Linked DNA regions of Homo sapiens: region 2 is linked to region 1. Evidence: chromatin loops called from intact Hi-C (ENCODE). Cell type or tissue: IMR-90. All regions are shown on one strand. Links, peaks and the distances in the headings refer to the core of each region. The heading gives the core; the rest is flanking DNA. Region 1 overlaps LINC01014 (long intergenic non-protein coding RNA 1014). Region 2 has its middle 87 kb from the start of KCNMB2-AS1.

What was found. A loop is a pair of places that touch in the nucleus more often than their neighbours do. Peaks named below come from ENCODE experiments on the same cell type or tissue, not always from the same donor. Only the 100,000 strongest peaks of a DNase experiment are listed, where the experiment ranks them.
Region 2: it touches region 1 in a loop (5-fold over the local background); 29 of 110 quality-filtered maps call a loop at or near these places.

The regions. Positions count from the first base shown.
Region 1 is chr3:178,433,423-178,439,931 of GRCh38, forward strand. The region is part of intron 1 of LINC01014 (long intergenic non-protein coding RNA 1014); the gene reads left to right. Among named protein-coding and RNA genes, the nearest start is that of LINC01014, 17 kb to the left of the region's middle. In IMR-90, for the core only: CTCF peaks have their summits at 1,225 (motif pointing right) and 3,459 (motif pointing right); no DNase peak of the experiment used is centred there; H3K27me3 peaks cover 234 bases.
Region 2 is chr3:178,944,404-178,950,912 of GRCh38, forward strand. It overlaps a transcript of LOC124906307 not described here. Among named protein-coding and RNA genes, the nearest start is that of KCNMB2-AS1, 87 kb to the left of the region's middle. In IMR-90, for the core only: a CTCF peak has its summit at 3,530 (motif pointing left); no DNase peak of the experiment used is centred there.

The DNA of each region.
Region 1 (6,509 bases), core at 820-5,819:
AATAGACATTCATTCATTCACCTATTTATTGCACATTGATAGTGAGAATGTGGTCTGTTCTTAATGCTTGAGATACAGAGACATCTCTGCCCTAAAGAAGCTCAAAATCAGGTATAAAGCTATGAATCAATTATTTATAAATTGGAATCAATATATCAACAAAGAAAGTGATAAAGTAGAAGCCTGTACAAATGTAGAGTCACAGAACAGAGAAGAAAGAGATTAATAACATTTGCAGAGACTCAAGAAAGAATCATTAGAAAAGATAATATTTCTTCTAAGCATGTAAAGATGAGTAGGAGTTTACCAGACGACGGAAAACTCATTCCAGGCAGAAAGAAGACTGTGTGCAAAGGCCCATGGTTTGAAAAAAAACTAGTGTATTTGGGGAACTTACATTTAGCTTGGGTTTCCTAGAGCTGGGAATACACGTGTCTATTGAACACTTGAAATGTGTGTAGTATCAAAAGTTAATTAACATGATAATATTCTGGGTAACCTATTGTTGTTTGGAGGTATTTCTTTTATTTGGTTAGTTGGTTTTTCCTCTCTTAATATGGCTACTAGAAAATTTTAAATTTCATATGTAACTTGAATTATATTTTTATTGGACAATGCTATCATAGAGTATAGAAAATGAAGAACTAATTATGAGAGATAAAGGTGGATTAACAGGCAGGGGCCTATTATGAAGAGCTTTATGTGACGTGAAAGATAGTCTCAACTTGCTCTCCAGAAAAATCTCATATAATAATCAAAGAGCAGTCATGGGAGGTAGTGTGATAGGGACATTGCAGGGGTAGGAAAATCTTGCAAAACTCCTAGGAAGGCAAAAAGGAGAGGATTGAGGCAAGACTCCAAAGGTAATCACCACTTAGGTGGGTAGATCTGCATAATGAGAAGAGGAAGATTAGTTGGACGGAGTGATCACAGCCCAGAGCATAGCACATATCATTTTACAGTGGCTTGCATCACAAGTTCTCATCATCCAATTATTAGGACTTTGTATTTCCCAACGGAAGCAGGAAATAGTGCCTGGCTGCACTCTAGACACTGTAACTGCAGGTTACACTGGGCCTTGTAACGGTAATGTGACTTTACTTAATGAACACTCTTCCTATCATTTAATACCCAACTTGGGAATAGATCTTATCTTGGCAGATAACGGGTCATGCTCTCCAGGAACAAGCAGAAAATTGAAGGAAGTGATGTTTTCAAGGCAGCAGATGGCACTCTTTTCTATGCTTCAGTACTAAAAGTTTCAATGAAAGAAGCTCTGTCTTCTATAGAGAATCAAAAATTTAAAAGACTGCAGCACTTTTCGGGAAAGTGAGGGATGCTTGGTTCTGAAGTCTGATCTACATAGAAATGTTCATGCCAAGTTCTAGAAATTTATTTATTCTAAGGAAATGATTTGAGAGAAGGAGGGCATGGAAAACATATGCATAATAATGGGCATTGCAGCACCATTTATAAAATTAAAAGCAATATAAATACTCATAGATAGGATATGGGGAAATTTTTGTCCATGTAGTTAATATAATACAATACAATATAATATAATATAATTAAACCATAAAAATGACAGCAGTTGAAAAATGCTTCTTGGCTAGATACAGTAAAAATGGTATTTATATAAAACAATCTTTGATCTGTAAATACACAAAAAGTGTATGTATTATACATGTACATATATATACACACATGAATATTAGACTGAAATTTTTGATACAGAAATGAACATAGTTGTTTAAGGGCGCTGGGATTATTAATGCCCTTGTTTTTCACATTTCAAGTAGTATCTAAGTAATTGCCTAAATATGACAGCATAGCTTCCCCTCCTAAGAGAGACTTACCCAGGAAGCCCCAGGGTAATCTGTGCTTTAGGTAATTTTGAAATAGGGAAAGAAAGTTAAAGTAGTCAAAGACTCACCAAAGCTCCACCAGGTGGTCAGGCACTGGGAAAATTGACCTAGCACAGTGTCTAGAGCTAGCTTTCTCTAGACTTGCTGTTGGACCTGATGCAGCATTTCTTACCTTCCTCGAGGATGCTGTTAAGAAAGAACTGGCTACTCGAAAGTGAAGCTCTGGTGTTTCAACTCCAGAGCTTGCATCCAAAAAGTACATGAGGTTGTAATGATGGATAGTTGTTGGAATAACCATTGTTCTCACTGGTCCCTAGAAAGGGATCTGTGGCTCTGCAATGGGGAGAAAGACAGGTTGCTGTTTGCTTCTCATGTCAGCACTATGGCTCAGAAGGAAGCACCATAGCCGCAGTCACCCCAGGGAAGTATGAGGCACAGTCTCCAACACCACTGAGGCATCGCCGCTGCAAGATTGATTCTGCCTTAGGGGAGGCAAGACAAGGCTGAATGTACAATGTGTAACTACCATTCGCTGAGCCTCCATTGTTAAGCAATCTTTGTGTCAGGTGCTTTACGCATGTTATATGCCTTACCTTCAGAGCAACTCTAGACAGGTTTTACAAGCCCCACTTTGCCCAGGAGGAAACTGAGACCCAGAGAGATTGATTATTATATACAAGCTTTCTTAATAAGAAAATTACTGAGTTGAAATGAAACTCAGTTATCTGATGCCATGCTCTTTTCACAACACTACTTAAATGCAAACGGTCCCCTCTCCTGAAACCTGGCATGCACTGGCTCCTGGATAAGCTTCTCCTTGACTATAGACTCTTAGGGGCTAAAGAAATGAGAGCACAACAGAATATTGAGTTTCAAGTTACTCAGAACTCCCTCAGGAAAACTTCCTTGTTTTACAAATGCAGAAAATAAACCCCAAGGGGATAAGATTCTATTTTAAAACAATATTTGTACAGTACTGTTATGGGCTGAATTATGCCTCTCCAAAATTCATATATTGAACCTCTATTACCTAGTACCTCAGAATATGACTGCATTTGGGGTAAGAGTCACATTTAGGTTAGTTTTTATAAAATGAAAGAGTTGTATAATGTCAGAGAACAGGCTTTCATTCTAAATGAGATTCTTTCTCCTTCTGAGGTTAAGCTAAGTGAAATGTCTTTTGGGCAGAATCACAGAACATTAGAGACTACTTGTTGAGATTATCTCACCTTTTCTCATTGTCTAGATGAATACATAGGACCAAAGAGAAAGAATTTTTGCACTTATTGTACCAAGATATGTTCCTTTCTTTCATGAAATTGAGAGTACAACAAGTAATTGGCAGCACTTAGTGTCAGTATTGCTCTTATGCATTTAACTATAAACAGAAGGGAGAATATTTTTAATGTTTTCTTTACTTAAAAAAGAAATCCTACAAACAAGTTGATATTCTTGTGTCACAATAAAAATACTCTGTCTGTTCCCAATTTGTCAAAAGGACAAGAATTTTCAAGCTCTCGACAGGACCCTTAGAATTTAATCATTTAAAAAAAAATGTTTTAAGTTTCTACTGAGAGTTCTTCTCAATTATGTCCAGTAGGTGGCATTACTTTAACCACACAAAGCAAGAAAACCATGAAAAAGCCAGAATAATTCTGATACAGATCAGAAGCTCTCAAATGTTGGCTTCAGACTAGCAGTGTCACCATCACCTTGGAACTTGCTCAAAAGGCAGATTCTTGGGCCCTACCGCAGGCCTATTGAATCATAATCTCTAGGGGTGGGCCCCAACAATCGTGTTTTAATAAGTGATAATGTTGCATGCTAAAAGATGAGAATCACTGAGATAGAAAATCAAGTTTGCATGAAAATCAGATAATAGTTTTTCACATTGAGGCAACATGATAATATACATTACAAATGTTATTTCCTAATGAATGCAATATTCTCTTTTCAGAGTCAACAGCATGGACAAACCTCAATCACCAATATCATTTCTGTTGGCCTTATTAATTACTTACTATGGGCCTAGTATTTCACCAGTATCAACTCATTTACTCTTTATAACAACCCAGCACGGCCAGTGCTCTTCTCTCTCTTTTTATAGATGAGGAAGTAGAGGCTTCGATGTCACAAGACTGCCTCTTATTACGCAGCAAGTAAATGAGAAGACAGTACTCAATATCGGCGAGGTCTTGACACCAAAGCCCTTGCTTTTCTTCTTTATGCCCATGTAGGGTTGTCAGATTTAGCAAATAAAACTACAGAACATGCAGTTAAATTTTAATTTCAGATAAACAACAATTTTTTTAGTATACATCCCATGCAGTATTTGAGACATACTTACACTGAAAATGTTATTTGTTATTTATCTGAAATGTGATTTGATTAAGAATAATTTTATCTGGACACCCTATCCTGTTGTCTCTATCTGTGTGCATTCCAATCAGTTGCAGAAAAAGGAACTAGAAAATAATCTTTCTTAAGGGTTATTAGGAATAAATCTGAGCATGGGCCTCACTCCAGAAGCTGCAGTTTAACGTCCGTCCCAGGTGATTTGTATGCACATTACTGTTCAAGGAGCAGTGGCCTTAGAATGCTTACAATCCAAAATGACTGTGGTCTAGAGCTGGGGACCAAATTTAAAGACCCCTCCAGACCTGAGAGTCTATGAATCTATGAGGAAAGTGAATGTGAGATAGAATAGCAGTTTACTATTTTTTGCACTTACTTAAAATTCTGATACAACTTTATATGAGGCAACAAAAATATTTAAAAATCAATAAATATTTTCTTTATAGAATTACAATACTTGATTAGGTTTTTGAGGATAGGAATAAAATTAAGTAGAATTTTATGATTCTTTTGCAAAGCATTACAAGAAATATCTTTAATATTGGATTTGAACTGTCTTCAAATCAAGTCACAAACAGAATATTTACAGCAGAAATAATGCTACTCATTTTATAAGTAAGAATACTTTTGTTGAAATCCATAACATCAAGTATGAGATGCAGAGAGAGTAAAATAGTTTCCCAAATGATACAAGTACTTATTCATTCCATGTTTATTGAACACCTGGGGGAGGTGAAAGGTGAAGGTGTGTTACGATAAACATCTGCAATTCATGTGGGATGTTATGGCACCCCTTTATGCAAAACTTTAAATAAATGGTCTGTTCCAGGAACCTGCTTCAAGTTGCTGAGACAAGAATGACAGCCAGGCTGGGCGCGGTGGCTCATGCCTGTAATCCCAGCACTTTGAGAGGCTGAGGCAGGCAGACTATGATGTCAGGAGTTTGAGACCAGTCTGGCCAATATGGCGAAACCCCGTCTCTACTAAAAATACAGAAATTAGCCGGGCATGGTGGCGCACGCTTGTCGTCCCAGCTACTCAGGAGGTTGAGGCAGAAGAATCACTTAAACCCGGGAGGCGGAGGTTGCACTGAGCTGAGATCGCGGCACCGCACTCCAGCCTGGGTGACAGAGTGAGACTCCCCCCCTCCGCCCGCAAAAAAAAAAGAATGACATCCAACAGTTCCTCCTGCCATGCCTACAAAAATCATTACAGCTCAAATAAACATATGGGTCAGCTCATTTAGCAGACATGTATTAATTTCCTACTATGTGCCAGGCTTTAAAGAATGGGCTTATATGTGAGAAAAAAGGGGCAAGGAAATATCATCATGTGCCATGATCCAGTGGACTAGGAATGATGGTACTATCCAGGACAGAACCTTGAAATGGAGAGAGACGTGTGTGCGTGTGTGCGCGTGTGGGCGCGTGTGTGTGTGCGTGTGTGTGTATGGGGTTGGTGAAGAGAGGTTGGATACAACATCAGGAAGCCAGGCTGGGGGATCTGATTAGAAAACTTCTGCAGTCTCCAGTCTTGGACTTACTATCATTGCCTTGCCTCTAGCCACAATTAAAGAAAAGTAATTCATTTCCATCTGCCTGGTTTTAAGTAACTGGAAAGTCTTTCTGCTTTAATTCGTATGCATTTTCCATATTTTTTTCTCTCTGACATTAATTTGCACAGGGCTTAGAAAAAGGTACTTCATTAACTATTAACCATGGTACTTAAGAAGTTGGGGACTTTCAAATCATTAATCATATTAAAAATATATAAATCCACCTCTCTTCACATTTGGCCCACAGAGGTTCACGTTATGAAAAGAGTTTTAGTGATTTATTTGGTCTTGAACCACAAGGTTCTGTTTTTCTTAAATCCCTATAAACAGTCTACATTTTGGACACTGAACAAGTAAATGTATGTTGCATTTTCTCACTGAATCCACAGGGTTATTAAAATGTATACTTATTCCCCAAATAATCCAAGCTCAAGCACTTGAATAAGAATACCTCAAGGCTTTCCTCTTTCATTTGCTTTGTGGACAGCAACTGCAAGGCAGGGATGAGTCAGCACGTGTGTCCAGCTAGCAGGAATAGGCAGTAGCCCTGGTTTATGCTAAGCCATAGGGGAATTTTGCAGTCATTTTGTGCTTCACTGTCCAGGTTTTTCAACATCAGTGGAACCTTTTGTGTTTCACCCACTGTATGGAAAAATCCACGACTGTCCTAAGAAACCTGAGAACAAACACCCATCTGCCTATCCTTCCAACACAGGCTATTAACCACAGTAGCA
Region 2 (6,509 bases), core at 950-5,949, 510 kb after region 1:
GGAAAGCTCTCATTCAAGTGGTGACTCAGGGATCTAGGATTCTTTCATATTGCAATTCATCATTTGAAACATGTAGCCTTCAAGAGGCCGGGGAATCAAACCCAGGGATATATGGACAGACCTAGTAGTGGTATATAGCATTCCATCCATACTCTTCTGGTTAGAACTCAGCCACATGTTTTGACCTGGGAAATATACTCTTCCTTTGTGCCCAGGAAGATAAGATGGATTTGTGTGCATGCCATATGCTGATGTGTTTACATGTTAACTAGTTTGATGATGAGCTTCCTACAACATATTATAATACCACCTTGTTTTCTTAAAGACAACAATAAACATTATACTCTCTTTTCTTCATGCCTCAAGTTCATAATTACAAGGATCACTCACTGTTCTGAGCTAATATACGGACCTGGAAGTTATGTTCCTTCTTTCCTTTCTCAGTACTCCCACTGTTAGTCAACCACATTCACACTTAGTAAAGACTCAAATGTTCAGCCTTTGCTTTTATCCCCTCCACTATCACCCAGTTCAGGTCTTCACCAACATTCTCCTGGAAGTTATCTCTGCCTTCACTCTTACCTCATCAATAGCTAATCCATCCAAAACACCACTTCCATATGAATCTTCCTATAACATGCCTCCACCACCACTGAAACAATAAACTTTTATTTTGGTAAAGTATAGTATTATTATTATTTCCCTTTATCTTTCCAATTTTTACCTCGGCAATAAAGTTGGGTGCAAACGCCTTAGCCTCCATAAACTGAGACTACCTAACTTTCAAATTTCCTTTAATATTCCATTTCAGCCACCTGTGTTGCATTTCCTTCTCCCTGACATTGGTCATCTAATTCTTCCTGTCTGAGATGCCCTCAGCATTTTCTGTGACTGTCTATATTCTAAATATCCTTCAACATTCTGTTCTAGTCTCACTTTCTGTATTAGTTAAGTAACATAAGCTCTATGACAGAAAAACACCAAAATCTCAATGGTTTATGTATTGGTCCATTCTCGCACTGCTATAAAGAAGTAACTGAGACTGGGTAATTTATAAAGAAAAGAGGTTTAATTGGCTCATGGTTTCACAAGCTGTACAGGAAGCATGATGCTGGCATCTGCTTGGCTTCCTGGGGGGCCTCAGGAAACTTAACCATGGTGGAAGGTAAAGGGGAAGCAGGCACGTCTTACATGTCAGGAGCAGGACCAAGTGAGAGATGGGGGAGGTGCCACACACTTTTAAACAACTAGATCTCTCAAGCATTTACTATCACTAGAGCAGCACATGGGGGAAATCTGGCCCCATGATCCAGTCACCTTCCACCAGGTCCCACCTCCAACATTGGGGATTACAATTCGCCATGAGATTTGGGTGGGGACACAGATCCAAACTGTATCTGTTTAACACAATTGAAGTTTATTTCTTGCTCTCATAAAGTCTAAACTGGGTATTCCTGTTAGTCAGGTGGCTCTCCTCCAACTGGTGATTCAGGAACCCAGGCACCCCGGCTCTTCCATCTGATGGCTCTGCTATCTTTAACCCTTGGCTTCCAATGTCACTGCTGCACAAAGAGAAAGTGTATGGAGGAACATGCATGAGAGGACCTCATGAATTAGGCCTGGAAATGGCACAGGGCATGGCTAATATTCCATTAGCTAGAACTCATTCACGTGGCCACATCTAAGATGGCAAGGGAAGTTGTGGGCCCAGGGATAAGATGAAATAGTTTTGATAAAAAGCTATCAGTATCTGTTGTACTTGCTTGTGATTCCTTTCCACACCAATCCAACTTTCCATAATTCCTCCTTCCTCTGAACTTTTCTAGTACTTTCCAATATCATATAGGCTGTAGTAACTTGGGTATTTTTTTTGACACATTTTCTTTCTACGTCAACCAAACTTTAGGGCAGAATCTGTGCTAAATATTTCTTAGTATCTCCCGCAATTACAACAGCGCCCAGCACACCCTAAGAGTTCAATAAATATTAACTGATGAGAAAGGTAATAATGTCCATACAAGTATGCAGAGTCAGTTCTCCATACACAAAATGGCCCCACACTGCTATGAAGTTCTTGGTCCACACTTTTGGTTTTTCTTTCTCTTGCCTTATCATCAGAATTTAGCTACTGCTTTGCATTGCCTTAAGCATGTTTGCTGCTTCTATTCAGCCACCCTTACTCTACTTATAATTTACTGTCTGTAATTACTATACAGGGTTTTTGAATCTTAACAATTGGATTCTTTCTACAAATAAAATCGCCCATGGAACTCCAATAAAGGGAACAAACAACAGCAGAACTGTTGAGATGGTGGCAGGGAGGGGCACATTCTTACTTAGCAGCTGCCTGGCCCCAAAGAGATACTCAGGAAACATGTCTCCCTTCCTATCCTATCCTTGTCTCAGTATTACTGTGTGTTCATTGATAAGCACTTCAATAGGCAAACTCATCTGAGAGTTCTTATTAATGGCACGAAACCTATTAATTTTGTCAGCAGTTCAACCTTACGCTATCCCAATAAGATAAGAAAGGAAAGAGTGAGGAAGAGGCAACAGGAGAGGAAAAGAGTTTTGAAAGCTTTTTGGATAAGAAAGTTGATAGTTGTCACAAAGATTTCCCAAACTTTTCAATGACATTCCATTTTTTCCCATGAAAATTTTCCATCTCGAGTAGCTCACGAAGCCTCTTCTTCATTAAGTGCCACTTAAGGATGAAATATATGTATACAAATATATATATTCATCTTACATACATCATATATATTCATCATATATAATCTGCTTCAAAATGTCTTTATGAAGAACAAATGTGACTAGTCATAAATGTTCATTCAAACAAGAAGCACAAACATCTCTTTCTAAAATGAATCTGGAATGGAGTCTGATATGGTTTGGCTCTGTGTCCGCACCCAAATCTCATATTGAATTGTACTCCCATAATTCCCATGTGTTGTGAGAGGGACCCAGTGGGAGATAATTTGAATCATGGGGGTGGTTTCCTCCATACTGTTCTCATGGTAGTGAATAAGTCCCACAAGATCTGATGGGTACCAAGGGTTTCCACTTTTGCTTCCTCATTTTCTCTTGCTGCCACCATGTAAGAAGTGCCTTTCACCTCCCACCATAATTCTGAGGCCTCCCCAGCCATGTGGAACTGTTGAGTCCAATTAAATCTCTTTTTCTTCCCAGTCTCAGGTATGTCTTTATCAGCAGCAAGAAAACAGACTAATATAGAGTCATATATCTTTTAAACAAAAAAATTAATAATTTACATGCTAAAAGGTATAAGAGTTAGTTCAATTATTTCCAGTCGTTAAAACCTATGGGCTCAGTGAAAAGTTCCATGTGCCAACATCAATATTATTGTATATGTTAAAGTTTATAATGGTTGTAATTTTGAATTAATTCCTGTTCCCCTGGGGCACCATTTTATTGTCACCTTTGATTAAAGTCACTTCAATTAAGTGTTAACTGAATATAGTTTGAAACAAAGTAGAACAAAGTTTCTTTAAGCCACACTGACCCCTAGAGACAGAGGGATTACAAAAATGTTCCAGTAAAACCAAAATCCACTTTCACAAAATTAGTGCAAATATAATAAAAGAATTTATTTTTTGGCATAAGTATGGACTATCCTTTCCTCTCCATGCTATACTCCACTGACTAAGCCTACTGCATTTCATGTTATTAAAATTTCACTGCAAAGATAAGAAGAAAGAGGCAAAGAGAAATAATTTAAAGCTAAACAGAAAAATGTATGGAATGGAAAAGTCTTTAAACTTTGCATTCAGAAATCTGAGTTCTGATTCTATTTCTCCCACATATAACCTATGTAACCTTGGGCAAGCCACCTTCCTCCCTAAGGCTTCACTTTCCCCATCAGTTAAATAAGGATTTGACCCAAATTCTCTGATTCTCTATGCTAAATGCAAACTAAGAAATTCTAACAATTTATTTTCTAATCTGAAAAAAAACCTAAATCACCATTTTTAGAAAACATCCTCTATTATTGACTCAATACAATCATGCATCACTTAACAAAGGGGATATGCTCTGAGAAATATGAACATAATATGTACTTACACAAACCTAGATGGGGAAGCCTACTACATACCTAGGATATATGGTACAACCTATTACTCCTAAGCTACAAATCTATACAGCAAGTTACTATACTGAATACTCTAGGCAATTGTAACACAATGGTAAGAATTTGTGTATATAACATATCTAAATATAAGAAAGGTACAGTAAAAATACAGCATAAAAGATAAAAAGTGGTACACCTGTATAGAGCACTTACTGTGAATGGAGTTTGCAGGACTGGAAGCTGCTCTGGGTGAGTCAGTGAGTGAGTGAGTGTTGAGTGAATGTGAAAGCCTAGGACATTACTGTACACTACTGTAGACTTTATAAACACTGTACACTTAGACTACACTAAATTTATTTTCTTAATTTTATAATAAACCAATCTTAGCTTTCTATAACTTTTATTTTTTTAATTTTTTGACTCTTTTATATAACACAGCTTAAAACATGAACATATTGTACAGCTATACAAAAATATCTCATGTCCTCATATCCTTATTCTGTAAGTCATCTTCTATATTTAAATTGTTTATTTTTTTTTATGTTTCAAACTTTTCTTGTTAAAAACTAAGACATAAACACACACATTAGCCTAGGCCTACACAGGTTCAGGATTATCACTATCGCTGTCTTCCACCGCCATGTCTTTTCCCACTGAAAGGTCTTCAGGGGCAATAACACACATGAAGCTGTCATCTCCTATGATAACAATGCCTTTTTCTGGAATACCTCCTAAAGGACCTGCCTAAGGCTGTTGTACACCTAACTTTTTTTACACGTAGAGGAAGTGCATTCTAAAATAGTGGCCAGGCACGGTGATTGATGCCTGTAATCCCAACACTTTGGGATGCTAAAATAGGATGATTGCATGAGCCCAGGAGCTGGAGATCAGCCTGGCCAACATAGCAAGACCCCATCTCCACAAAAATTAAAAAATTAGCCAGGCAGTAGGATTGCTTGAGCTCAGGAGTTTGAGGCTGCAGCGAGTCATGATCATGCCACTGCACTCCAGCCTGGGACACAGAGTGAGACCCTGTCGCAAAAAACAAAAATCAAAACAATAAAATAATAATAAAAAGTATAGCATAATTAAATACACAAACCAGTAACACAGTCATTGACATGGTTTGGCTGTGTCCCCACCCAAATCTCATCTTGAACTGTAGCTTCCACAGTCCCCATTTGTCATGGGAGGGACCTGGTGGGAGGTAATCGAATCATGCAGGTAGATTTTTCCTGTGATGTTCTCATGATAGTGAATAGGTCTCACAAGATCTGATGGTGTACAAAGGGCAGTTCCCCTGCACCTCTCTCGTCTTCTGCCATGTAAGACACGCCTTGGCTTCTTCTTCACCATCTGCCATGATTGTGAGGCCTCCACAGCCATGTGGAACTGTGAGTCCAGTAAACCCCTTTCCTTTATAAATTACCCAGACTCAGGTACGTCTTTATTAGCAGCATGAGAACGGACTAATACAGTCATTTATTTATCAAGTATGATGTACCGTACATAATTGTATGTGCTAGACTTTTATACAACTGCTAGAGCAGCCAGTTTATTTACATCAGCATCACCACAAACATATGAGTCACACATGGCACTAAAACATTAGGATGGCTATGACATCACTAGCCAATGGGAATTTTTCAGCTTCATTATAATCTTATAAGAACATTGTTGAAAACATCATTGTATGGCACATGACTGTAGTTAGACTGGTCCATGTAGTATATTACTGGCAAAGATTATTGCATTCATTTCTTAGGGTTACTTTAACAAAGTTCCACAAACTATGTGTCTTACAGAAACAGAAATTTATTTTCTCACAGTTACGGAGGCTAGAAGTCTAAAATCAAGGTGTTAGCAGGCTATTCTCCCTCAGACTGTGGAGAGAATCCTCTTTCTAGCTCTAGTGGTGGCCAGCGTTCCTTGGCTTGTAGCTGCATCACTCCGATCTCTTCCTCTATGGTCACATAGGGTTCTCCCTGTGTGTCTCTTTTCACATTATCTTCCCTCTTCTTATCAGGATGCCAAACATATTGGATTAGTGGCCTACCCTACCTTGATATGACCTCACTTTAATTTAACTAATTACATGTGCAATGATCTTATTTCCAAATAGGTCATATTCTGAGATATTGGGGACATCTCTTTTGGGGGAACATAATTCATAACAGAGATGATGGGGGAAAATACATAGTCAGAGAAACTTGACAGTTTTAAAAAGAGAAGCAAAGGCATTTGCCGAATTGACCATTTACAGGACAGGATGTGTACAATGAATCACTTCCTATTGAAGAATTTTACTGCTAAAAAATCAAGCAACGAGGAAAGATTTATTCAGTACAGAAATTACAAGACCTGAGGCTGGCAAAAGTGACTCAGACAAGATCCTGGAACACTGTCAATGAAGGTAGGA